Linked DNA regions of Mus musculus: region 2 is linked to region 1. A link is a loop called in an ENCODE intact Hi-C map of the cell type or tissue named here. Cell type or tissue: heart. All regions are shown on one strand. Links, peaks and the distances in the headings refer to the core of each region. The heading gives the core; the rest is flanking DNA. Region 1 holds the start of Ndufs1 (NADH:ubiquinone oxidoreductase core subunit S1). Region 2 holds the start of Ino80d (INO80 complex subunit D).

Region 1 (5,368 bases), core at 265-5,264:
TTGTTAAAAGCAGCCACATCCATGGACTGTACGTAGTCCTCAAAAGCAGTAATTTGCTCTTCCAGCATATCCGTTCCAACCTTATCATCTTCAACTACACACTGTATTTGAAGCTTTTTAATTCCATATCCCACTGGAACCAATTTAGCTAAAAAAGAACATCAAGGGGTAAATGTTAGGAAATCCTTACGGGAAAACGCACAAATCCCTAAAACACAAGCATCACACTTACAGGAGCCCCACACCAGGCCATCTGCTTGAATGCTTCGGACACACTCCTCTAGTTTTGTCATGTCCGTCTCATCATCCCAAGGCTTCACGTCTAGTAGGATGGAAGACTTCGCAACAACTGCAGGCTCTAAGGAAGATTAAGAAGTGCACCTAAACACTCAACACTTTCACCATTAAGTCAAATCTCAAATTTGTTTTAAAACAGACCATCTTTTTGTCAAACACACACACAATTTGCCTTGTGTCTGTCACACATAATCCTCCTCCTGTGTGGCTAAGAAAGAGGCATTAAATTGTGTAACAGTTTCTTTCCCACAGAGGAATGCTACAACTGCTACCATAAAGACAGCTGTAGACCAGTAGCTGTGGAAGTTTTAAAATATTGACCCATTCAATTTAACTGGGGAAAATCCACTTTAGGGCAAGCACTGGACAAGCTCCTGAAATCAACACTACTAACAATGAAGATTACCCACTTTTAGCTTTCTTGGACTCATACTGTGCAAGGCGTTCTTCTCGTAGCTTCTTTGCTTCCTCACTTTCCTGTACAGAGAAAAGATGTTTCACAAAGTTGGTTATCTTCTGCTTAAATGTAGTGACAAGGTCATCACAAAACCCACCAGATTTATCAGAAAAAGCAAATCCATCAGGAGCTCAGCCGAAAGAAGGTGATTTGATTTTATTCATCATGTACCCAGTGATAAATTTTAAAAGGCAGACAATAAAGCCACGCCAGGATCCATCCAGGGAGTGGCTATGGCATCTGTCCTCAGGCTTCTCAATATGCTTGGATAAAGATGAAGTCATACCTCCTCATCATCAGATCCAAAGAGATCAATGTCGTCATCATCCTTAGCATCTGCAGCTCCACTTCCTGTGGTGTCTTCTACACTGCTAGGGCCATACTTGCCCAAAGATTTCTTCACTCCCGGCAGGCTTGAAAACAAACATTCTGCCACATTAGGTCAGTGTCAAAGCCCTTTCTAGGCAAAACACACAATCTTCCTTTCCCAGGAACTCCCACTCTCTTCTGGTTATTTAACCTTTAGCACAATCCCAGGCAAATAACTTTACTCTTCACCCATGGGAGACATTGTATTCAGTACTCACTACGGCTTACTCTTTCAGAATGAACATCTGTTTGAGATTTCATTAAGTATGCTCACTTCCATTCTTAGTGAACTGGAATCCACTTCCCCAAACTTCCACCCTTGCTGGTAGTTTCAGAAGAATGGCCAGGGACCGAATGAGCGAGCTACCCTCACACCCCAGCGGTGGCCCCCCCAGGTCCAAAGCACATGATCAGAGAGGTGTGGGAAAGGTGAACTGCGGTTGTCCATGTTCTACCTGTTCTGTGAGAAAATGGAGGACTTCAGTCTCTTGGCCTTGTAAGGTCACAAAGAAATTCAGCTCACACTAGGTCAGCAATGCTAAAGCCAACTTTAACCCGGTCCCTACTTTGCATGTGAAAATCCAGGTAGCACAAAGATACCTTTACCTGGCCTTTTCTTTTTCATACGACTTGATGTGATTATACCAACGTAGGGCATGACACAGGTCAGCAGGTGGTGGACCAGAAACTGCTTCAAATACTGCCACGTCTGCTTGTGATGGCACGTACCTGCCAGTGACACAAAAACAAGTGCACAGACCTTTAAAAGAAAAGACACAAACACTAGCTGGTAAATGACATAGCCCATATCCGTCAAGCTAACTAGTGAGAACAATTACAGGGCTAGCCTAAGTTGCTTCTCATTGAAAGGACACAGAACATGTTTGAATCTAGGCAAGCCCAAGAACTATCTGCCACCCAGGAGAACTCATCCCACCAGACTTGCCACAGGTTTCAACTAACAAACTAACTTGTCCAAAGACGCGGAAGAACCAGCTGGACGTGGGCACACGGAGAGCAAGCATCATCTCAATTATAATGCTGGCAGCCCCTCCCGGGAGGTCCCGCTCCATTGGCATCCCGGCCCCGGGAGCACTGACTCGGCGTCCCCCAGCATCCGGAGACCCGCTTCCTTCCCGCCGAGCCCGCGCCACGTGGCCCCGGCCCCCCAGCCTCTCGGCTCCTGCTCACCCCTCAATGTAGCTCTTGTCCGCCAGGTAATCGTTGAGCACCTGGAGGCCGGCAGGGGTTTTCAGGTCTCCGAATCCCATGGCGAAGGCTGGAACGGGGAGCTGTGCAAAAGCGGAGGACGAGAGCGCCGGGAGGCCGCGGCCAGCGCTGAGGGAAAAAAAGGACCCAGAGCGTCCGGAAAACTCCTTATATAGAGACGGAGGCGTTTCCCTCCGCCGCCCCGGCTAGAGGTTAAAGGTCAAGGTCCGTTCCTAGTCTCGGTCCTCCGCGTACCACTGCGACTTGGTAACTAAAGGGCCCACAGGTCGTCCGCCGGCCTTCCCTTGTCTTTGGAAGAAAATTAATAAAGGAGGCATTTTAAAATGCCTTCGCTCCAAGGACTCCGAAACGAAGGGAAACGCCCTCTGAGGAGCCGGAGTTGAACGAAAGCGCTCGGACGCAAGGCCTCGGCTACTTCCGGCGGAACTGCAGGTCCAAGTCGTCTTCTCCGCTTCCTCCCGGGCTCGCTCTCGGAAATTGCCGAACAGGTCCGAAGACGGGGAAAAACAGTCGAATCTGTGTTTCTAGTCCCTCCTGGCTTTCCGTCCTCCAGGTCGGGCTGACAGAGGTTGCCGTGGCCGCCATATTGACTTAGCGGCCAGGGTTTTGAGGGGTCAGGGAGACCCGGACAGGTCCGCGGAACTACTCGGTGGGCTCCGGAGGAAAGGTGAGGACGCGTTGAAGTGGGCAAGTTGAAGCGCTTCGAGTGGTGTTTTCTTTTTTGGCAGGTCTGCATCCCATAGGTCAGACAAGCCGTTCTCCTCTTGCCCTTGACTGGGTACCAGCTCCTGCCCCGCCACCTCTGGAACCCGGGAGAGCCGGCAGGTGAGGGTTATGAGCCTTGGTTTCTGGTCTGATGGAGCCTAAGCCGATCAGGAGACCTTTGGGAGTCCGGGCTTGCGAGCTACTCTCTCTTTGCAGGGGAAGACAGGAGATGGCCCTGTCATCAGGAGACCGGTTCATCTCCCAGGGTCACGAGAGACTTAAACCTCAGGCATCGGTTTAGTTGCTGTCTTGAACCTGTCCACGCTACTGTTTGTTTTTGTCTAGCCCGGTGATCATGTTGGGTAGTATTTTATTCATTCCACCGACGGGGAGAACTGACAAAAACTAAAAGTTAGCTCAGTCGGAGCTGGAGGGAGAGTCAAGCGGTTAAGAGTGCCTTGCAGAGAGGATCCGAGTTCGGTTCCCACTAGCCCAGTCAGAAGACTCCCAGCTGCCATGTAACCTTATCAGGGAATTCTCCACTCTCTTTTGGACTGTGAGCACCGGCACTTAGAAGTGCACATTACCCACACACAGATAAGCACATGCACACATAAACTAAAAATGAATCTTAAAAAGTTAGCCTGGAGTCCGCTGCAGATCAGGAAGCTGCGGTGTCTTCAAGTTTGTGAGGTTCATGTCTGTAAGACCAAACAGATTTCTGGGATCCACCCCCACCCCATCACTAAATCTAATATTCTAAGCCAGCTCATCAGCGCCTTTTAGAAAGTTACTTTTATAAGATACAGCCAAGATATTAGAGCCAGGGTGTGATGATGGTACCTGTCTGTAATTCCAGAAAGGGGAGGCTGAGATGTGAGGATTGAACGGAGAACTTTGTGTGTGATTAGGTAAGGACTCTACTAACTGAGCTACATCCCTGACTTGACTGGCTATTTTTGTTCCTATTTGGTAGATACTATGTCTAAAATACATATTAGAGCTGGGAAAGATCTTAGTTGGAAATGATGCTTGCCAATCCTGACATCCTGAGTTAGATCTCCAGGACCCACATTGATGGAAAGAAAGAACTGACTTTCAAAGGGTGTCCTTTAACTTTCACAGGCACCCGCCCCACCCACCTCCTTGTGTGTTTATGGTGACACTCACGGAGTAAGTAAATGAATGTCAACAACAACAACAACAGTAAAATATATACCAATCTGGACATGGTGGTGCGTGTTGATAATTCTGCTCCTTGCTTGGGAAGTGGAGGCCTGAAGTTTAGGAGTCCAAGTTAATCCTTGACTTCATAGCAAGTGTGAAGCCAGTCTGAGGTACATGAGGTCTGTCTACAAACAAACAAACCCCACCAAGTAGAAAACCCCAGTAAAACAAACTGTACAGTGTAGAAGCCAGGTTATCCCCAAACTCTTGATGTAGTGCAGGCTGTTTTTATGGGATGAAGCTTCATGGGTGTAGATCAGGCTGGCCTCAAATTCATGATTCTCATGCTTTAGGTTTCCCAGTGCTGGAATCACAAGCATTGGCCCTGTGCTTGGCCTCATCAGTACTTGTTAAAAATGAGCTATGTACTGCTCATTCTGGAATTTGGTGCAAAACTATTTGGGGACTTGCTAGTCTTCAGAAAAGAGAAATAACCAAATCTTTTGTCAAGGAACTTACAGTCTAGTAGGTAACAAAATCGATAATTTACCTTCAATTTAGTATTGTGGGCTTGTTTGTTGTTTGTACTCTGCATACAGCCCAATGCAGCCTACCTTTACGTTTTAGGCCTTGCACTAAAGCTACCTGCTCAGCCCAAGTTTAGTAAGTAGAATAATAAAATATATACATGGCGTGTTTTTAATAAGGAAAAGGGACACAGATGAAGAACAGTATACAACTGATTATCAGTAGCCATTACTGATTAAATTGATGTTAGTTTTTATTATTTCTTTGTTTTTTATTTCTTTGTTTTTTTTTTTTTTTAAGATTTATTTATTTATTATATGTAAGGACAGTGTAGCTGTCTTCAGATACTCCAGAAGAGGGTGTCAGATCTTGTTAGGATGGTTGTGAGCCACCATGTGGTTGCTGGGATTTGAACTCAGGACCTTTGGAAGAGCAGTCAGCACTCTTAACCACTGAGCCATCTCTTCAGCCCTTTCTTTGTTTTATTATTGGCAATTACTGACCTAGTAATTACACCCTGGGAAACTGTAGATTTGCTTTATAGGTAAAGAACCAATGCCTAGTGGATAACAGACTTGGTATCTGCAAATTCAGTATTGTAAATTGTAGATTACC
Region 2 (5,368 bases), core at 127-5,126, 62 kb after region 1:
TCTGCAGCCCTGGCTGTCCTGAAACTCACTCTGTAGACCAGGCTGGCCTTGAACTCAGAAATCTGCCTGCCTCTGCCTCCCGAGGGCTGGGATTAAAGGCGTGTGCCACCACACCCAGTGAAGTACTCAGTTTTTACAATACTAAAATCACTAGTAGCAAAAGGTAGAACTAACAAGATGTCATGGTGCATATAACACTTCAGAGGCTATAGAAGAAGGATAAAGGATTTTGAATTCAAGACTATTTTGGGCCTCATAGGGAGTTCAAGGCCAGCCTGGACTCCAGACAAGATGCTTCCTCAAACAAAACAACAAAACAAAACAACAACTTCAAAGGGGTGGGGGGATATAGTGGTATACACCTTTAATTCCAGCACCCAGGAGGTAGAAGCAAGGGGATCTTTGTGAATTCAAGGCCATCCTGGTCTACACAGTGAGTTCCAGACCAGCCAGGGCTACTACATAGTAGGACTGACTCAAGCCAAACCAAACAGAAGAGAGAATAAAATAACACATACATTAAAGTGTCTAGCTGATCAGTGGGCAGCACTCGCCTTTAAGAAGTCCAGGACCTGGAAGGCAGAGATTAAGATGGAGCTCTGAGTTCGAGGCCAACCTGGTCTACAGTCTACAGTGCCAGGACAGCCAGGGCTACACAGAGAAACCTTGTCTCATCCCCTACACTCCCCTCAAAACCCTAAAAAGTATTAACTTTAATGAAATGCAGCTTCAGCTTGTAAAGGGAGGCGATCACCGGCTATATAAAGGAAGGCACACACGAGGAGAGACATGGGGCCACACACATGCTTCTCAGGTCCACTGCGACCTGCAAAGGACGCTTACTCTCTTGTATGACCACTGTGCTTTATGTCCAAGGGGGACAGAACAAATACTGGGCTGAGTGGGTGATGTGACTAATACTGGCACAAAAAGCTATGAGTTCCATGCTAGCCTGAACTACCTACTGAGTCCAGGGCCAGCTTGGGTTAGATAGCAAGATCCTTTCAACAAACCAAACCAAACCAAACCAACAAAAATGTAAATATCTGGGGGCGGGGGAGGGTGTGGGGGACTTTTGGGATAGCATTGGAAATGTAATTGAAGAAAATACCTAATAAATTTTTAAAAATGTAAATATCACACAACCTCACAAGTAAGACTTCCAACGTGAGAGGAACTAGTTAATTTTAATGCCCACAGTTTTTCCCACCAATGAAGGAGGAAAAACTCACAGAAGGTTTTATATTCAAATTTAGATAATAAAGCTCCCCAGACAAATAGTATCTGAATTCATCTTAAAGTTATAACTCGGAGACTGGAGAGATGGTTCAGCAGTTAAGAGCACTGACTGCTCTTCCAAAGGTTCTGAGTTCAAATCCCAGCAGCAACATGGGTAGCTCACAACTATCCCTAATGAGATCTGATGCCCTCTTCTGGGGTGTCTGAAGACAGCTACAATGTACTTAACATATAATAAATAAATATTTTTTAAAAAAAAGTTATAACTCAGAAATAGGCATTTTAAACATCAATTACACCTAAAATGCTTTGCAATGAATTTTAAATGAGCATCCCTAATTCCCTTGCAACATACAAAAAGCCTGGCTAGTTCCTACTTCTCCTAACACCTCCGCCATGGACATGTCAGGCTGCAGCAGCAGCTGGCTGTCTCCATGCCTGGTGCACTTTTTCTTTGATCCTGTTTATGTGCTAAAGTTTGTTCATTAAAAAAAAAAAAAAGAAAGAAAGAAAGGGAGGAGATTCTGGGGCTGGACAAATGGCTCAGTGGTTAAGAGCACTGGCTGATCTTCCAGAGGACCCAGCTCAAGTGCCACATGGCAGCTCACAACTGTCTGTAAGTCCAGTTCTTGGGCATCTAAAACCCTCACACAGCCATACACGCAGGCAAAACACCAATGTACATAAAACAAAAAATCACTTAAAAAAAGTAAACCTATTACATCTTTGCAATGTACAAAGTCGCTCAACAGGCTGACACTACACCGGAAGTTCTGAACATTCCAACACTAGGGAAGAGAAGCCTACCCCTCAATTCTGTGTTCCAAGAAGCAGGCAGCAAAGTATGCAATGTACCAAAGGCCTAGACATTCATCAATCTATGCAAACTAAAAGAAAATAACAGAAATGGAATTCTAGATATAATTCTTAATAAATAATTTTACTTGAAGAAAATCCAAGGCATCTTTCAATCTGTTGCTAGGTTTATAGGAGTCATCTTTCTTCTTGGGCTGATAGATGAACTGGCTTGCTCAGCTGTCCTGAGAGTTTAAATACACACTACTTCTATTTGCACCGTGAAAAATAAACAGCTGTATTATGCCTTTCTGGGCAGTCAATAGGTTTTACTTACATTGCTCTGAGAGAAGACAAAAGCCATCTCTTTACAATTGACTCTCAGCAGCCTCAGTTCCTCAGATACCAAAACCACAAAATCTTACCTCTAATACATGAAACCATAAGTACGAATACATACAACATAAACGAGCATTAAATAAAGACAATACCGTGACCTCTAAGTCTCTCAAGTGCCAATTTACAGACTGGCCACCAGATACAGAACTTGGACCTGCCATAGAGAAAAATCATTATTAGCCTGAAAAAAAGAAAAAAAAATAGAAAAAAAAAAGTAAGCTGCCACTGTCACCCTTATGGAAAAAGTTAACATGGAAAACAATAATATCGTAAAACCTGTGTCTTGTAAAGATTTCTTTCCATCAGAAGGTGCAGAAACATTCCCCACCACGGAGCACACGACCTCCTTTCTGTTTCTTCCCTGCTTTTTCTCAAGTATGGGCTTTTTTCCAGCGATGAGAGGTAGAAATTTGGACTTTATCTGGCTGGAGCCGGTGCACTTCTCCCCTTGGCCCCTCTCTCCTCTGCCTCCAAGATGGTAGGAAAGTTGTCGTTTCGGAGGGCAGAGGAACTGCTCTGTGGTGTTATGTCCTCGCGGTGCCTGTAGTGGTGCTGTAGGAGGCTGCTGCCTCTTCTAGTGCAGGCGGGCAGCCCTGCCTTCTTGGCTGGAGAGTATATTCAGGGATTTCCCCTTAATGATCACCGACCCTGGGAGCACTTTTTAGTTTCCAAAATAAAAATATGATCCTCACCCCTCGTGTTAGACAGGGAAAGACTCTTGCCGAAGCCCAGGGAGGGAGCAGTAGCAGCCGAGCTCCCTAAGTCCACTGCCAGCGCCTCTCTGATCTGTCAGCCTAGGCGAGGGAGGGGGGGTTGAGGGGGAGGAAGGAGGAAAAAAAAATTAAAAAAAAAAAAAAAAAAAAAAGCAGCTGAAAGGTAAGCAGAGGCGGCCCCAGGCCCGGCCCACATCCCCGGGCTCCCGTAGGGCGGCGGGCTGGGCCGCGTAGGCAGGGCGGGCGGCGAGCGCGCTTACGTGAGGCCGGGGATTCGCCGGCCCACGCCAGGCCGCGGGCGGAGAATGAAAGGGTGAGTGGGGCCGGCGCTGGGGTGGCGGGGGATGGGGCACCGGGGGCCTCGGGGACGCCCGCGGGCAGCGTCGGCGGGGGTTCCGGCGGCGGCCTGAGCGCGGCGAGCGGCGCGGCCTGCGCGGGCCGGGCCCCAGGAGTGCTGCGGAAGGGGGGGCGCCCTAGGCCTCGGGCCCCGCGGCGGCCGCGCCCTGCCCCCGCGCCACAGGCCTCCCGCGCCCCTGGGGTCCCCCGGGGCCTCGGGGCGGGCGGGCGGGCTGCATCCTGCGCCGGCCCCAAGCTCTCCCGCGGGACGGAGGGCTGGGCGGCGGGGACCGGGGCGACGGGGCCTCGGAGTGGGGACCGTGCGGCAGCACCCCGTCCCCGGGCATCGCGCAGACGGGGCCCCCCGGATTCCGGTAACTGTTGGGTTTGTTTATCCCCCCCGCTCCACGGCGCTCTGGGCGGCCTGGCCGGGGCGGGGCGGGCGGCCTGGCGGGCGTGGGGTGGAGGGGCGGCGAGGAGTCAGGTGCAGCCGCGGCCCGGAAAGTTTCCTTTTAGGCCCGAATTGGAGGCCGCCTTCTCTCCGGGGAGCCCCGGTCCTAGCGCCCGGGACCCCCGAGGGCTTCGGGGGGCGAGCACTCGGCTGGCTCGAAACTCTTTGCCAGTTCCTGTCCGTTCAAGGTACTCCGCCCCTGCACCCCTCGCCCGCGCCGCGCCCCACCCCGCTCCCCGCGATCCCCGACGGGGCTGCCAACTCCAGCCCATTCCCCAAGAGCTCCAGGGCCCGGGGAGAAGCCGTCTCTTCCGGTTTGGAAAAGTTTTCAAGGGGTTTTTCTTAGCTTTATTAGTTAGTGACTGGGCTTTCGGGGGTGGGGAAGGGAGGAGGTAGATTCAGGTGCTGTTTCTATTGCAAAGTCAGGGTCCATCGGCCTCCCCTCCTCCCCCCTTTTTAAAAAACCCAGCACCCCACCAAGGAGCTGTGGGGGTGCTACTTGTGTCTTTATTACTACCCCCACCTTCTCTCCCGGACTCCTTTGGGTCCTCAGTCTCCCTCTCTGGACAGCTCCGGCAGGAAGGTAGTTAAGAAGAGAGCAGAGAGCAAACTGTCAGGGAGAGGGGCAGGACCAGGCAGGCTTCTGGAGCAGTCCCCTGCCCTCCGTGGTAGGACTTTACCCCTCTTAGTTGGTCACTTGTCCGGTTAGAACCGACTCAGACGCTGAAGCCATGGGGGAGACCTCGGCTGACAGACAGAGCATTCAAAACTGGGAGGAAGGACCTGGAGGGCTGGGCGCCTGGGGAAGTAAGGTCTACCTGCAGCGCAAGGAGCAATGCCCGATTTGTTCTGAGCCTATTTCGGTTTAGGTGATGTCCTTAGGTGTCACTCTAGAATAGAAACCACGGGGGTTTATGGAAGCGTAAAGTTCTCATTGCTCCAGTTTGGGGGTGGTGTTGTCTGTGGAGGAGCCCTGTGAACCGAACATTAGAGTTTGGCTTTGGCCTACCCTGTCAAAGAACTAGATTTTTTTTTTTTTTTTTTTTTTTGGTTCTGTTTTGGTGCCATCAGCTCTGGAACTTTTTTTCTCTTCTTTTTCTTTCGTGGAGTAAATTTAAGTTTCCAAATCAAGAGTTTCTTTCTTTCCAAGGATAGGCTGTTTATCGAGGCTACAACTGACCTCACCTGGGTATTGTTTTATGTTGAAATTGCAATGTGGCCCTGCCACCCCCAGCCCCAGTGTGGGCATGTGTGGAGACTTCATTTGACTTCTTTTATTAGTTCTTTTTTGAAATTTCCATATTTCTCTCAGAGCTTGGGGCTCTGTGTGTGTGTGTGTGTGTGTGTGTGTGTGTGTGTGCAGGTGCTCTTGTGTCCTGCTTGGTTGCAGGTTGGAGGTTGCTGGCAGAGGTGGTCCAGTCTACAGAGTAGTTAG

Evidence for each region. Peaks named below come from ENCODE experiments on the same cell type or tissue, not always from the same donor. Only the 100,000 strongest peaks of a DNase experiment are listed, where the experiment ranks them.
Region 2: it touches region 1 in a loop (8-fold over the local background); 10 of 42 quality-filtered maps call a loop at or near these places.

Annotation. Positions count from the first base shown.
Region 1 is chr1:63,174,238-63,179,605 of GRCm38, reverse strand. Ndufs1 (NADH:ubiquinone oxidoreductase core subunit S1) reads left to right here and starts at 2,784. Exons shown (of 19, transcript NM_145518.2): 1 at 2,784-3,020. Eef1b2 (eukaryotic translation elongation factor 1 beta 2) reads right to left here and starts at 2,775. Exons shown (of 6, transcript NM_018796.3): 1 at 2,315-2,775; 2 at 1,730-1,852; 3 at 1,041-1,167; 4 at 708-774; 5 at 233-358; 6 at 1-148. The coding sequence starts at 2,394. It overlaps Gm26457 (a small nucleolar RNA gene), which reads right to left and starts at 929; the gene lies at 852-929. Snora41 (small nucleolar RNA, H/ACA box 41) reads right to left here and starts at 583; the gene lies at 471-583. In heart, for the core only: no CTCF peak of the experiment used is centred there; DNase peaks (open chromatin) are centred at 2,385 and 2,865; H3K4me3 peaks cover 3,699 bases; H3K27ac peaks cover 2,716 bases.
Region 2 is chr1:63,112,302-63,117,669 of GRCm38, reverse strand. It overlaps Ino80d (INO80 complex subunit D), which reads left to right and starts at 3,403. Exons shown (of 12, transcript NM_001114609.1): 1 at 3,403-3,459. It overlaps Ino80dos (INO80 complex subunit D, opposite strand), which reads right to left and starts at 3,199. Exons shown (of 4, transcript NR_045915.1): 1 at 3,126-3,199. In heart, for the core only: a CTCF peak has its summit at 2,980; DNase peaks (open chromatin) are centred at 3,129, 3,879 and 4,579; H3K4me3 peaks cover 3,764 bases; H3K27ac peaks cover 3,316 bases.